Regions from separate parts of the Homo sapiens genome. Here region 2 is linked to region 1. The links are chromatin loops, found by intact Hi-C in ENCODE. Cell type or tissue: heart left ventricle. All regions are shown on one strand. Each heading gives the region's core, and the rest is flanking DNA. Links, peaks and the distances in the headings are about the cores only.

Evidence for each region. Peaks named below come from ENCODE experiments on the same cell type or tissue, not always from the same donor. Only the 100,000 strongest peaks of a DNase experiment are listed, where the experiment ranks them.
Region 2: it touches region 1 in a loop (2.1-fold over the local background); 16 of 110 quality-filtered maps call a loop at or near these places.

Annotation. Positions count from the first base shown.
Region 1 is chr3:156,688,075-156,698,424 of GRCh38, forward strand. TIPARP (TCDD inducible poly(ADP-ribose) polymerase) reads left to right here. Exons shown (of 6, transcript NM_015508.5): 3 at 5,946-6,114; 4 at 7,791-7,951. Among named protein-coding and RNA genes, the nearest start is that of TIPARP-AS1, 18 kb to the left of the region's middle. In heart left ventricle, for the core only: no CTCF peak of the experiment used is centred there; no DNase peak of the experiment used is centred there.
Region 2 is chr3:156,800,970-156,806,379 of GRCh38, forward strand. All of the region lies in intron 1 of LINC00886 (long intergenic non-protein coding RNA 886), which reads right to left. Among named protein-coding and RNA genes, the nearest start is that of LINC00886, 13 kb to the right of the region's middle. In heart left ventricle, for the core only: no CTCF peak of the experiment used is centred there; no DNase peak of the experiment used is centred there.

The DNA.
Region 1 (10,350 bases), core at 5,468-7,967:
GTGGTAATTAAGTGTAGAATTTTAACCTCTGAGGCTGGGCGCAGTGGCTCACGCCTGTAATCTTAGCTTTTTGGAAGGCTGAGGCAGAAGAATTGCTTGAGACCAGCCCAGGCAACATGGCGAAACCTTGTCTCTACAGAAAAATACAAAAATTAGCTGAGTGTGGTGGATCATGCCTATAGTCACAGCTACTGGGGATGCTGAGGTGGGAGGGTAGTTTAAGCAAGGGAGTTTGAGGTGGCAGTGAGCCTAGTTGGCACTATTGTACTCCAGCCTGGGTGACAGAAGACCCTATCTCAAAAAAAAAAAAAAAAAAAAAAAAACTGAAAGAAAAATAAATTTAATCTCTGGTGAGTATTAAAAGATGTTGCTTTGGATGTAAGCATTTATGAATAAGTTTTATTGCCGCCCCCCCCCGCAATAAGTAGCCCTGTGCTACTTATTTGAGGCAGTGTTAGCAAAAATCTTAAGTAGCAACAGAATAAACAATAGTTTTGCTTCTAAAGAAGAAAGTTACGAATACATAGTTTTCTGAAGTTTAATAACTACACTGTTTTCACAAAATGTGTTGGTATTGTGTATGCCATGGCTTTGATTCTCATCACCTTGTAACACATTTGAAGGGATATAAGCTGCCAGATATTCCAGCATTGCTAAATGAGTCCTGGAAATATCAAAGCCAGGTATCAAAAGCCAGCTATATTTTGTTCGCCAGTGAAATTTCTTTAGCAGCGGCAAACATATCCCATCTGCTGTGCCTGTCTCAAGCCAGTAGCGGAACCTCAAGTACTCTCCACATTGCATTTAATCTTTATCTTTCTATCATTATGACCCTCCGTGTTGGGAGATATTTTCACTTTACATCATAATAATAAAATAAAAGGACACTACTAATTGTGTATGGTGAGTCTAGCTGATTAGGGTGTGTGTTAATTAGTTTGAGGTCACAGGCTTATCCTTGGAGAAACCAGTTAGCTCTTACAGGCAGGAAGCCAAGGTTCTGAAGTCTAACCGATCTGGTTAAAACTGTACAGAGTAGGATTCAGAAAACTTTGTATTTAATCAACCTATGCCAAAGTCTGAGTTCTATGTTTTATTTCTATCACCTTCCCACTTAAACCTGCTGTACGTCTGGTAATTTGTCTTGTTAATAGCACCATTATCCAACCACCCAGACCAGAAACATGGGACACATCCTAGACTCTTTTCACTCTCTTCTGCCCCACGTGTAATTATCCTTCATGCAGTTAAATTCTAACTCTTAAATACTTCAGCTCATTCCTACATTGCCTCCTTAGTCCTCTTTCATCATATGTCTCTTGTGCAGTTCTAATAACTATACATGGCTGTTCATAGAATAATATTGATAAATATCCTAATATTTAGCAGTTGAATGGTTTTTCTCTACCTGTCCACTGCCAAAAATAAATAAGTAAATCATTCTTCTATACCACTACAACTGGAGTGACCTTTATAAAGGCAAGTCTGGACTTTGTTGTAAATTCACTGGTGTTTCCTACTGCCCATAGAATCAAGACCTAACTTCTTAACACAGTAAACAAAGCTCTTCATTATCTGGCCCAAGCCAACTTATCCAGTCCAGTTTTATCCCTTATCTCTCATAGATACATATACCCTAACCTCCCACATGAACTGGGTGTGCCTCTTGCACACTATTCTTGTGTGCCTTGTTTGGTTAGCTTCTACACATGGAGTCACTCCGCATGTGGTGTCCTGCCTCCCATTGTTTGCCTGGTAGCTGGACCTGGCTCACATTTTATCCACTCTGGAACAACTCCCTTGACCACCTTTCTTGACACCTTTTCCAGCAGAGGTAAGCCATCTGCTTCTGACCACCTTTGTGCCACACTTCACACTATGCTGCAAGGTTTCCTTTTCCCACTAGATTGGTGCTCTGTGTCATTTTGCCTTTTTCATTTTCTTATGGCCAAAGCAGAGCCCAGTACCAAATTAATGTGTCTACTTTAAATTACTTTGCTTTTTTTTTGGTCTCATTTTCTTCTTGGTTACAAACACTTTATAAACAGAGAAACTGCCTAAAATGGTTACACTCTTTACTGAGCTCCCAAATGTATAAACCCAAGAGCTATTTATCTGAGAAAGAAGTCGTGTTCTTACTATTTTCTGTTTCATTTAGCATCTTTTTCTTTTTTAGTTTTGGTTTGCATTCCAACTGTTTATTATTCATGTCATAGGTCCTTTTTACTTTCTTTTCAGGATCTTAAATACTAAGATATTAGTATACTTATTAAAGAAATATGTGCGGCATACTTTCTGACTTAATGTGGGTGTTGGTGCTCTATGCATTGGTAATGTATGTCGGAAAATGTTGGCTTAATTGGTATGTGCAGATATTTGTTGAATAAGAGGAGAACCATTGTTATAAAGCATCTAAATTATGAGAATGGGCGTCCTTTTCAGCATTTTAAATTAGTGTTGTATATGGATTCTTATAGTGGGATGTGTGGTGGTGAGATGTGGAAAAACAGAATTGTTAATATTTCAGCGGTTCAAGTTCATTCTTCCCTTAATAGCAAAAATCAGCAGTCTGTTCACAAGGTTTTGTTTTCTTCTGGTTCATGATAGGGCTGTATCTTAGATAAAACAATACTGATGGATTTAGCCATCTGATACAAATAGCAAGATATAAATCCTACTGTACAGTGGCTATTACCCATACTCTTTTTTGGCTGTCCCTCAGTAGAGATGCCTTTAGACCAGATGGGGTTTTCATCCACAAGGATTATTGCACCTTGCTTTTACAGAGACACCCCCAATCTCTAGCACTGTCTCTCTTGCTCAGTTTCCAACATCCTGTATTTACTGCTTTGACTCTAACTTCATCTGCTCAATACTGTAAATTCCTAACCTTATATCTTAAGGCTCTGACACCCTGGACTTAAACGTCCACAGTTTGTTGCCTGAAGTCTCTCACATTGCTTGTTTTACCCCCTTATAGGAATTTACAGGTTCCCATTTCCTCATCTCTCAGATACCCCTGTTTAGAAGGTCTCCTTTTCCAACTAGTACCAATCCTGTCTCCACCCGTCTTTCAAGAAGCAAAGTGCTTGGAGACCTCTTTTTCCTTGTTCTTACAGCTCTTTACTTACAGTGATATTTCCTGTTATTTAAACTGCTTCTAAGATTCTTCTTCTTGCAGAAAGCTATCTTGGATTGATAAAGTAAAACCTCTTAATTTTCCTGACCTTTATCCATTACTGGATGCCAATAACCACCTCCTCTCCCATATTGCTGCATGTTTATTCTTTGTCTCTTATTTCCTGAATGTACTTGCCACTGGTGAATTTAGATAGGCAGATGTACTGCTTCTTTGGCTTACATTTTGTTAGTTATTCCTTTCTTAACGCCCCTGGAAGACAGGGACTACATCTGTTTAATTCTTCGTGTATTGCCCAGTAGAGCCCACCATCACGATTATCATACATAGATGACTCATAATTGCTTTCTGATAATAGGAAGCAATAGTTTGATAAAGAAGAATGTGGTGGCTGTTGAACATTTGGCACCCATATTGCACACATTTATGCTGATGCAGATTGTGGAGAAAAAAACCTCTTGGCTTTAGATTTTTAAAGCATTCCCTGTTTAAGGGAGAGCAGGTGGTAAAATTAATCTTACAAAAAGATAATTTAATGTTTTTCAAATTTATGATTTTTGTCTCTGTCAAGTTTAGAAAAAGCATATTGAAAATCAAATAGAGCTAAAACAGTACTTTGATACATCAATCCAAAGAACAGTTGATTGTAGTAAATTAGGATTTGTCGTAGAAACTTCATAATGCCCAAAGGACTGACATGCACAGAGAATGTAGCAAAAGCTGCAGTTGTAGATGTCTTTCTCATGCAAATCATTATCTATGAAGTCTCAGTAATACAGGCTTAAACAGAAATTGCTAGAGTGATGTCCAGAATAAAATCTGACACTAAACAGCAAAAAGCATTGGCTGTTTATATTATAATGCATGTTAACATAATGACTGCTGTTCTAAGAACTCCTTAAAGGAAATACTGAGGATTTGTGACTCATAATTGGGAACAGTTGCTGGGCGATAAGCTTAAAGGGGGAAAAATATGTTTAGAAACTTGAAACAATCTTAACAGGGAGAAAGTTTTTTATCTCACTTCCCAATCATAACATCAGATTCTCCTAAAGTTAATGAAAATTGCTTAAGGCAACTTGATATGAAGTTTAATTTAGGCATAGGAGTTCCAGTTTACAGGACTTTTTTTGTTTTTTTGTTTTGTCGTGTTTGTTTCACTTTTTAGGATTTCCCAGAAACATTTTTCTATTTGAATTAAATATTCCTACTTACCATAAATCATTTTAAAACAGTGGCCAAATATTATTTTAAACTACATTATATTATCTTATTTCATACTTAATTAATATTATATGTTGTTTTTGAGACCATATCCAACTAGTTAGTACTCTTACTAAGCAAGAAGTTTGGGGTTTATTGGCAAGATCTTTAGGAATTTTAAAGGAGTATACTGCTTTTTTGTAAGTTCCATACTTTTTGGCTTCATCAGTTGGTTATATGGTTGTTTTTTCAGTGTAGAACCTGATTCATAAATTGTGAACATTGGGATAGAGGATGGCAAATATTTGTATAATCTGTTTTTCAAATATTTGTCTGCAGAATCTTTTGTGCACAGAATACCTGTTAATAGTTTTTGAAACAAGTATTCTAAGAGCAGATTTTGGAAAATGTGCTAGCTAGCAAAACCCGTAGATCAAATTTTTTTTTTTAGACAGTTTCACTCTTTTTGCCTAGGCTGGAGTGCAGTGGTGCAACCACAGATCAAATTTAATATCCTTTTCAAAATCCTAATTTACAGCAAGGAAATAAGTTAATTATTGGGAAAATCTGTCTCAACACCTAGACTTCACATGTACCAGTCTTTCTGAATGCCTGTAGATCTAGAGTATTTCCTGTGTTGTAGACATCCATTTAGAAATCTGTGGTACACTATGCTACAATATCTGTGCTGTTATCATATATTTAATTTTTTATATTTTCTTATAGTAACTTTCAAACATACACAAAAAAGAAAAGAGAGAAGAGTATAATGACCATTATGCCAGTTATTTGAAATAATGGTTCAAATGTTTCAAACTCTAGGTGAAGTTCCATAAAAGAGGAAACACAAATGTTTTTATTGGACTACCTTTTATAAATTATTAAATGAGTCTGATTCATATAGTGGGACTTCCCTCCAACAGTATGGAGACATTTGTAAAGGAATGATTCAGCAGCAGTCGACCAGATAATAAGATGACCAAAATATTCTCAAAGCTAAACCTCATAATAATCCAAACTTTTTTTTTCTTCATGTTTTGCCAACATTTTTCAACCCACAGGATAAAAGATAATATTGATGTTGGGTGGATTAATACTGGCTTTATCCGGATTCATTTTATTTTTCCCTTCTTTTATTCTGTCTTTGATCAGGCAATACTGTGTATTCCTGTATTGGCTCAAGTAAACTGATGGCCTCTGAAAAAAAGGTCAAGCTTGAAGAGAAATTTTCTGTCTATGTTTAGTTTCTACATATAGCATCATAGTAAAACTGACTCCCTGATTGGCTGAGGCCAGCCCACTGTAGAGTGGAGGGTGGGCTTATTTTGATTGGGTTAGGCCAGTGGTGCTGTGGGGTTAAATCAATCTTACTATAATTCCATGGCCTAGAAATTTTGGTCTTGATTAGAAAGGGCATGTAGGAAATGGATGCTGTGGAAACAACCGGCAATAAATATGCTTTTACTCCAAGTAAAGCAAGTTTTGAAAATTCTACAACAGGCTATGCTATGTATTTTTAATGTCCAATGATATTTTTAGATATTTCTGTTTTACAAATTTATTAACAGGTTTTTGGGTTTTTTTTGTTTTTGTTTTTTTTTAGAGGACAAGAATTTTGGGCAGATTTGAATGCCATGAACGTGTATGAAACAACTGAATTTGACCAACTACGAAGGCTGTCCACACCACCCTCTAGCAATGTCAACTCTATTTACCACACAGTCTGGAAATTCTTCTGTAGGGACCACTTTGGATGGAGAGAGTATCCCGAGGTATTTACAGATTCTTTGTTGACAAGTACATTTTTCAAATTTATTTTTTTCTTCCTGTATTCTTTTATTCTTTCTTTACAACAATGACTAGGCAGAACTATGCATATAATCAAACAGCTTATGAATATAAAATTGAGTCTCATTGATACAAGAAAACTTTTCTCTTTTTCTTAAAATTTATTTCTTTCCATTAATTTGAAATCCAAAGATAGCATACCACTATTATCAGATAAATAAAATGCTTTCCACAGAATCTTGCATTATAGAGATGAAATATTTTGACCTGTTGCCGCCTGTGGAGTAATTTTCACGACATGAGAATTGGTATAACTTTTGATTATATCTGGCTCTTGGGCTTATGGAGATTGGATCAAGTGTTACACTTAGCATTTTAGAAGCCCAATGGAAACAATCACTCATGTCTCTGGAAGAAGTACTTGAAAATGTTTATTGAGCTGTGGTCAGGGAAATCAGTTATTTACAATTTTCTCCTATGTGCACTTGCATCCTTAGTCTGAGACAGTGATAATAGCCCTTCAGTCTCAAAGCAAGGTTTTAAAATGATGATGGTTTACTTTGCTTCTGAATGACAATTCTGAGTCATTTAAACAACCTCAAATGGACTTTAGAGATTAATTTCACATTCCAAAGATCTGACTTTTTCAATTTAAGTTCATTTCCAGCATTACAAAAGGGGGGAACAACTTATCTACCTTACTTTTATTTTTAAAGACAATAGCAAAAGAAAAAAACCTAGTATGTTAATTATTGTTAAACACAATATTAAACTAAGTAAGTTTAAGTAATCACTAGTATCTACCTTCCAAAGAGAATACAAGGCTGTTTAAAATGTACTCTCAGAATACTTGGTAATCACTAGTTATCTACCTTCCAAATAGAATACAAGGCTGTTTAAAATGTACTCTCAGAATACTCAGACTGTTCCTGTGTTTTTCCTCTGAGAAGTTTTTTGGGTTTAGAGCTTGAACTTTATATACCACCACCTTTTCAAATTTTATTTATTTATTTATTTATTTATTTTGAGAGAGAGGTCTTGCTCTGTTGCCCAGGCTGGAGTACAGTGGCACAATCATAGCTCACTATAATCTTGAACTCCTGGGCTCAAGCAGTGCTCCTGCCTCAGCCTCCCAAATAGCTGGGACTACAGGTGCATGCCACCATACTCAACTAATTTTTATTTTTTATTTTTTGTGGAGACAGGATCTTGCGATGTTGCCCAGTCTAGTCTCGAACTCCTGGCCTCAAACAATCCTCCTTTCTCTGCCTCCCAAAGCGTGGGGAGTGGCTCACAGGCGTGAGCCACTGATACTGGCCAACATCACTATCTTTAATTCCTCTTTTGAAAACTCCCTTAAGAAATATGAACGAAAACTCTCTATGATATTATTAAGGCTCAAAATAGAATAAAATAGTTCCCTGGGCCCCACATGTTTTGTAAGGTGGAAATCCATGCCTTATGAACAGGGAGCATCTTTCCACCCTACATACTTGGAAGGGAAAAAAAATCTTAGCATATAAAGGGAGTTATTTAGACTCACTGTACTTTATTGAAATTCCTGTGAGGTTAACTTTTGCCTTTGGTTAATTTTCATTTTTAACCATGATTATTAACTTTCCTTTTTTTTTTTTTTTTTGTTCTGTTTTCTCCTCCATAGTCTGTCATTCGATTGATTGAAGAAGCCAACTCTCGGGGTCTGAAAGAGGTTCGATTTATGATGTGGAATAACCACTACATCCTCCACAATTCATTCTTCAGGAGAGAGATAAAAAGGAGACCCCTCTTCCGCTCCTGTTTTATACTGCTTCCATATTTACAGTAAGTGTCGAGTATGAAGTTGCAATATTTACTCTCATTTTATGTAAATGCATTCCTGAATACTAGAGATAAAAAATAAATAAGAGTCTACCTTGGTTAGTACTCCTAGAATGTGAAATTCCAAATTAGTCTTTGGATTTTAATTCCTCAACAAATTGAGTGTAAATAAGCTACAATAAATCCAGTTACACTAGAAGAATGAGTAACTTATTGGATTTTTTAGAGTTAACATTTTTCCACAACTAAATATAATTGTGTCTGGAATGAGTCACAGAACTTGCATTTACCTCCTTCATGGAAGATTTTTTCCTTCCATGAAACTACTTTCAAGATGAGACCCTTCTATGTTACAGGACAACTTAGCCAAACTGCCGGGGCAAGTGAGGAGAGTCCTACAAGGTGATTTCTTGTTTTCCTTTTACTTGAGGGAATTTGAATGGGGAAAGTTCACCTTTTCAAATAATTTACATTCTCATTTGCTAGGTAAGCCACCTCTTCTTGTGATACTCACTAAAATTACTTGTCATACTTACTAAGAATACAGTTTCTTAATGTAAGGTTAGGACTGAACTCACTCTTCTGAATTGTAGGTGAGCTTTTCTTCCATTTTGCCAAGAGTTGTTTCTTCCTTTGGTCTCCAGACAACCCAGTGGCACATCTTTATAGATACCAAAAGGTGGGGCACATTACCATTCACATGGCCACCTTTGAAAATTAGTATCTCTAGGGAAATCATTATCTACTCCAGTCAGATATGCTATTTTTAGAGACTGATTTTGAAAATGGTATAGGTTTACTTGGTTTTATGAACTTTAGAAGTCTAGCGTAATGGTTGGTTTTTTTGTGCTGATCTTTGAGGAAAAGATACCATTTTTATATTCCTACTGTTTTTATTTTAGCTCAAACTGTTTTCCCTAAGTTGTTATGAGAAAATCTTAGTGATTCTAATCCCATGTTTGGAAGGGGAACAGTAAAAACAAAATACAAATAAAAATCCCTGAAATGATCAGTATCCAAAAGAAATTTGTAGTAAGATTAATCTTAGAAATATATATTGGATTGGGTTAAGTGTGTTCTTTCTTCTAAGTGCCCGTTAGAAAAATTTTACCTTGTAGGGTTTCTTAAAAAATTAGAACTAGTAAAAATGCCATTTCTGTGATTTTACTAGCACAGCTGGAGATAGTGTCAGTGTCCAGTAGTTAGGAATATATTGTCCTCCTGGTGAGATAGTAGAACCCATTAGTGAGACCAGCAGCTTGGCATGCTGAGCCAATCAAGCAAGATAGAACTTCTGTGTGAGGGTAAGAATGCAAGTTCTGCATTGTTGGAAAGTTTCGGTGAATGGTGAAAATGCGTCTGTTTTTATCTCATGATAAGTAATTATGGAATATGCCCTCTTTTTTTTTTTTTTTTGAAGCTTAGGCTTGTTTTGTAAAAGTATGAACTATAAAGATAATATAAGCAGCAATACAATTAATGCCACAAATATGCCTTCATTATACAGGCATATCTTGTTTTATGGTGCTTTGCTTTATTGTACTTCACAGATAATTGTGTTTTTTACAAATTGAAGGTCTGTGGCAGCACTAGGTCAAGCCAAATCTATTAGTGCTGTATTTTCAACAGCATGCGCTCATTTTGTGTCTCTGAATCATATTTCGGGTATTCTTCGGATATTTCAGGTGTTTCATTATTATTGTATCTGTTATGGTGATCTGACCGGTGATCTTTATGTTACATTTGTTTTGGGGTGCCAAGAACAGCACCCACATAAGACGGCAGAGTGTTCAAGTGAAAGGAAGAGTTACACATCTCTAAGTCAAAAGCCAGAAATGATTAAGCTTAGTGGGGAAGGCATGTTGAAAGCTGAGATAAGCCAAAAGCTAGGCCTCTTGTGCCTTAACATTAGCCAAGTTGTGAATACAAAGGAAAAGTTCTTGAAGGAAATTAAAAGTGCTACTCTGGTAAGCACACGAATTATAAGAAAGTAAAACAGCCTTCTTGCTAATATAGAGAAAGTTTTAGTGATCTGGATAAAAGATCAAACCAGCTACAACATTCCCTTAAGCCAAAGCCTAATCCGGAGCAAGGCCCTAACTTTTTTCAGTTCTTTCAAGGCCGAGAGAGGTGAGGAAGCTGCAGAAGAAAGTTTAAACCTAACAGAGGTTGGTTCATGAGGTTTAAGAGCCCATCTCTCTTATAGAAGTGCAAGGTGAAGCAGGGAGTGTTGATGTAGAAGCTGTAGCAAGTTATCCAGAAATCTAGCTGAGATCATTGATGACAGTGGCTAAACTAAACAAGAGATTTTCAGTGTAGACAAAACAAACTTATATTAGAAGAAGATGCCATCTAGGACTTCATAGGTAGAGAGAAGTTGATGCTTGGCTTTAAAGGACAGG
Region 2 (5,410 bases), core at 2,911-5,410, 110 kb after region 1:
TATCCCAGGGAGATGTCTACAGTAGAGCTTGGATTTCGGGGGAGGTTGGCATCTTGACCCTAGGTTTGAAGAGCAAACAGTTTAAGAAAAAAATAAAATATCTATCTTGAAATCAGACATGCTGGGTTCAGTAGCTCATGCCTGTAATCCCAGCACTTTGGGAGGCCGAGGCAGGCACCTCTTTGAGGTCAGGAGTTTGAGACCAGCCTGGCCAACATGGTGAAACGCTGTCTCTACTAACAATACAAAAATTAGCTGGGCATGGTGACGCAATCCTCCTGTAATCCCAGCTACTCGGGTGGCTAAGGCAGGAGTATCACTTGAACCCAGAAGGTGAAGGTTGCAGTGAGCTGAGATTGAGCTACTGCACTCCAGCCTGGGTGACAGAGTGAGACTCTGTCTCAAAAAAAAATAGATTATATCTTCACTAATTAATGTTTTGGTCAACTGCCACATTTTGGAAAACAAAATGACTGATGACAGTAGGTTGATACTACAGGGTACTTTTGACATTTGCTGTCAACTCAATGTAGACAGTATTTCTCAGAGTAGCATTTTCAAAGTGTGCATCTGGGAATGTTCCAAACAATTTCCCAATGGATTCTAAAGTTAGACTTACTGGATTTAAATCCCAACTCCATCACTTACTAACTTTGTGGCAAATTACTAGATTCTCCATGTCTCAGTTTCCATGTGTATAGAATGGAGATAATAGTGGCTTCGCAGGGTAGATTTCATCAGAGGCCTCTTAACAGTCTTATGTGGAAATTACATGGAGGGAGATACAAGAGCAATGAAGGTTATGTTGTCTATGGGTCCCAAAGCTGACTTAGGCCGGAGCTGGATTGGCCCAGGAGGAGTTGGTTAAGGTGCTCAATTCGGCAATATAAGAAGAACTGAGCCCTTTCTATGGCCTCCTCCATTTTGAGATGTACTATGAAGATAGTGAGGCCTGCTGCCAACTGAGGAGGATGTGGAACAATACCAGTCTTGGCCTTGGGCTATTAAGACTTGCCTTAAGAAAGAATGCATGTTTGTTGTTCAGACAGATACCCATAATGCAGTGGTTCTCAAACTTAAGTGTGCATTAGAATCCCCTGGAGGGCTTGTTAAAGCTGAGATTGCTGGACCCTACTCACAGAATTTTACATTGAGTAGGTGTTGGATGCAGCTGGAACAAATTTCCAGGTGATATTGATGCTCCAAGGACCACAATTTCAGAATCACTGCCCTAATGCATCTTAGAGACCTAGGAAGTTGGTGTGACTGACCTCATAATCTGTACCTGTCACAGGCAGGAGTTATCCATATTGGCAACAATGTTAACAATGAATACAAAATTCTCAAACTATGGGAAAATCCCACCTCTAAATATAAAGTCTCTCAGCTCGAGAGAGAAAATTCCTGGCTTCCAACATCAACTAGATCAGAAATACAGTTGATATAAAGTATATAAAAAAGGTAAGAAACTTCCCTAAAAAGCACCTTTCCCTGTGTTGTACACCATCTGAGGGCTTGGCTTCCCTAGCTGGGACCCCTGCATTCTACATAGGTTGCATTAACTATAGAAATTGGGACCAGACAGTAGCCTGACCAGAATTACAACCTCCATGCCTCATTTGAAATGGCACTTCCTCATGGAGATTTGTGTGATCTACCTTAAGAATTTCATCTGGGGCTTTCAATCATACCTCAGGTGGTCAAATTTGGCCCAGAAGAAAGAAAAGCCTGGGAGTTTCTCATAGTCCTAGTCCCAAAAGACTGTTTCATTTCTACTTTACAGGCAACTAAGAATAAGATAGTTTTTTTCTTTAATTCATTCTTTTTCTCCCTGTGTTGGTCTGTATGGGCTTCTATTGACAAAAATACCATAGACTAGCTGGCATATGAATAGTACAAATTTATTCCTTACAGTTTTGGAGGCTGGAAATCCCAGATCAGGGTGCTAACATGGTTGACTTCTGGTGAGGTCACTCTAGGCTGTAGACTGCTGACTTCTCATTGTATCCTCACATGGGAAAGAGCAGAGAGTAGCATGCTCTCTCATGGCCCTTATAAGGGCACTAATCCCATTCATGAGTGCTCTTACATCATGAGCTCATGTAATCTTTACTTCCCAAAGGCCTCACCTCCTAATACTGTCACACTGGGGAGTAAGGTTTCAAGATATAAATTTGGGGAGGGGAACACTTAGTCCATAATACTATCCTCCTATTTCCTGAAGGAAAGTTACTGTGCAGGTTTGTTCCATTTGGATCCTCTGGTCCTTAATCTTCCTATCAGAGCCTGTATTATATACTTTGGAGGCTTTCTTGATGTCTAATTGGCAGCTAAATCTCCTCTCTCATGCTGTCACAATCTCTTTGACTTTTTTTCTCCTCTCAAACATCCCTATTGCTGTTTTCCCTTTGCTTTCTGGAATTAATGGGTGGATTAGCAGTCAGGTCAAGCTAAATTATGCTGCAATAACAAGTGACCCTGATATTTTAGTGGTTTAAAACAAAAGTGTTTTTATTTACATTAATTCCTCATTATGTAAATAGCAGGTCATCTTCAATTTCATTCCATTCTACTTATTTTTTCCCTGTCATCCAAGCCATTAATAGTTTCTTTGGAATCCACAAATGATCTGAAGCCATCTTTAGTTGAAAAATCGAGAAAGGGAAGAAAGAGGTTAAACGGAGAAAAAAAAATGCTCCTCTCTTTTTAAGAAGCTTAAATTAATGGACTTCCTTATGTATCCACAAAACTATGCTTCAGAGGAAAAGTTCATCTGTCCTGCTCAGCATAGGCTAATGACATTACCATTTGTTGGTGGTCATTTTAGTCATTGATCCTGTTTGCTATGATTGTGTATAGATCTTGGGGTACTTTATGAACACTCTTAACTCCATTGTGTCCAGAAAGTACAAAGGCTTAAGGATGTTTGAAGAGTTATGAAGACTGTTTGAAGAGGATGCATATGCCTATGATGGAAACAAAAGTGGAGAGAATAAACATTTTAAGTGAAGAGAAAATGATGACAGTTGCATGTGTGTAAGGGATGAATTATTTCACAGAAGAAACAGTTTTGAAGGACAAAGAGAATCAGGAAGCAATTGAAGAGCCAGGCTTTTGCAATCAGGAGTAATCAGCAAGAGATGAGGCAAAGTGATTAGCAAAATGGAAAGCCTGGCACTAGGAGTTAGACAATCAGAATCAACACAGATGTCCTTTAGCCCATGTTAATTCGAAAGGCCAAGTGTTTGTTTGAGAACTTAAAGGCTAAATATGTTTGTGGTAGACCAAGGGCAGGCCTGCCTGCAAAATTAGTGGAAAACTACACCCTGCTGCCCAGGTGTAGATAAGGAGAGATTGCACCAGGCTAGGCACAGCAAGCATTTTCAAGATCTGGAATCTGAACATTAGCCTGAATGAAACAGCTTGCTGGGTAACCTTTTTGCCTCATATGGTAGCATAAGTTGTTTCTGGTTGCTAATGTGGCTGGAGGTATGAAAGATAGTAAGCCCACACTTCTGGGCTCCCCTGACCTCCAAGACATCTCATTCTCTCCAGTTGCCAAGACCATCAAATTTATGATGTCTCTGGAAAACAAAGGAGGCAATGGACAGCTGCATCTGCCTTACCTCATGTCTATCCTTTGTACTGCTTACATGCAGCCTTGGAAGTAAATAAAATAAAGCATCTCTGAACTGAACTCAAAATGTCATTCTTGCCCATTCTCTCACCTAGACCAGACTCTAGTCTGACTGTATAAGGTGAAAGTGCTGCCAGGGAAGCTCTTGCTAAAAGCCATGTGTGGTCCATTAGTTCAAGATCTAGCCCCATCTAAATTGTCAAATATGTGGTAAGTGTGGATATTATATCTGCTGAGGTCAAGGGATTACTACCTCAATAGATTTTCAATTCTCTATTTTGGTAGGAAAACAATGCCCAATAGAGAGAGAGAGTGTGTGTGAGTGTGTGTGTGTGTGTGTATTGTGTATAATCAGTAGAAAGAAAACAACTAATCTGACTTAAAAGGTTTAAGAACCATCTAATTCCTAATAGGTGGAAATCTGTTCATTTATTATAAGCTTAAACTTCTCTTAGTCACATTAGACAGTAACAATGTGTCCCAAATCCCACCTGCTTGGCTTCTTTTTCCCCTCTAAATGTCTCTCCCTAGGCACCTTTACAAACCTCCAGGGCTCCTTACAACACAGTGTGAACTGACCCACCTTATGCAATATTAGTAAATTATAGTCCAAACTGGAAACTTATGAATATGAAAGGGAGCGCTATTAGTAATCAGGCCACACACATAATGGGGACTGTCCTGGGAAAACTGGGATTATATTTGCCCTTATAGATATGATAATCCAAATGTTTGACTGTCCAAGGCTCCTTCCAATAAGACCCTGTTCAGTCAACAGCCCCTGTTAGAGAGGCAGCTCTAGGCTCATGGTGACCCTGAGCCACCACACTGGACTTTAGTTGAGGTGGTAATAACCAAAGTTGGTAATAAGCCTGGGCTAGTGACTTTGGGAGACCCTGAGGAGGCTGGGCTTGACATGACGAGCCTGGTCAAGCAGATTCTCTCTTTGATGAATAAAAAATACTAACTAAAAGCCGTCGGGGGGCCAGTGATTCTATTTTTTCTGCCTCCACACGATTCACATGTGGAACATACTCTCCCATTGTCAGTAATATCTGTCATTATACTGCAACAATTCTCAACTGCTAGGGAGTGGGGAGGGAAAATGGCAATACATGAATCTCCAGCTATTCTACCAAAACTACGAATGTACACACCCTTGACCAGGTAATTCCAACTCTAGAAATTTATCCTTCAGATATAATTGCACACTCGTAAAATGATGTATGTCAAAATTATTCATTGCAGTAATGTTTTACTAACAAAATGTTGGCCAAAAAAATCCCTAAATTTTGATCAACAGGGAACTGATTAAATTATGGTACATCTATAAAAATGTAAACAATAATTGTACTAAATGGAATGACCTTCAAGATATATTAAGTGAAAAAAGGTATTAAGAATGAAACATTTGGAGAGGAGATCCACTGATTCAGTATTATCATGGAAATCTGTTAGAACCAAAGGCATACCCATGTCTTTTGCATGCTCTCATAAGCTTTCTAGTAGCTTTGGTGTTTATTAAAAAAAATTCCACTCCAAGAACTCCAAAATATGTGGTTGACCTCTTTCTGTTATTTCTGTTGTTTGAACCTACTTATGCAGTGAACAGAATTACCGCCATGCACAACAGAGAATCAGTCCTCCACACTAAGGAGAAAAATGTATTGATTTGAGGATTAAAATATGTGCAACAGCACATATTTTATTCATTTATTTCCTTATGATTTAAAGCAATTGTCAAGAAGCCTATATGCTTTTAGAGTGGTGGCC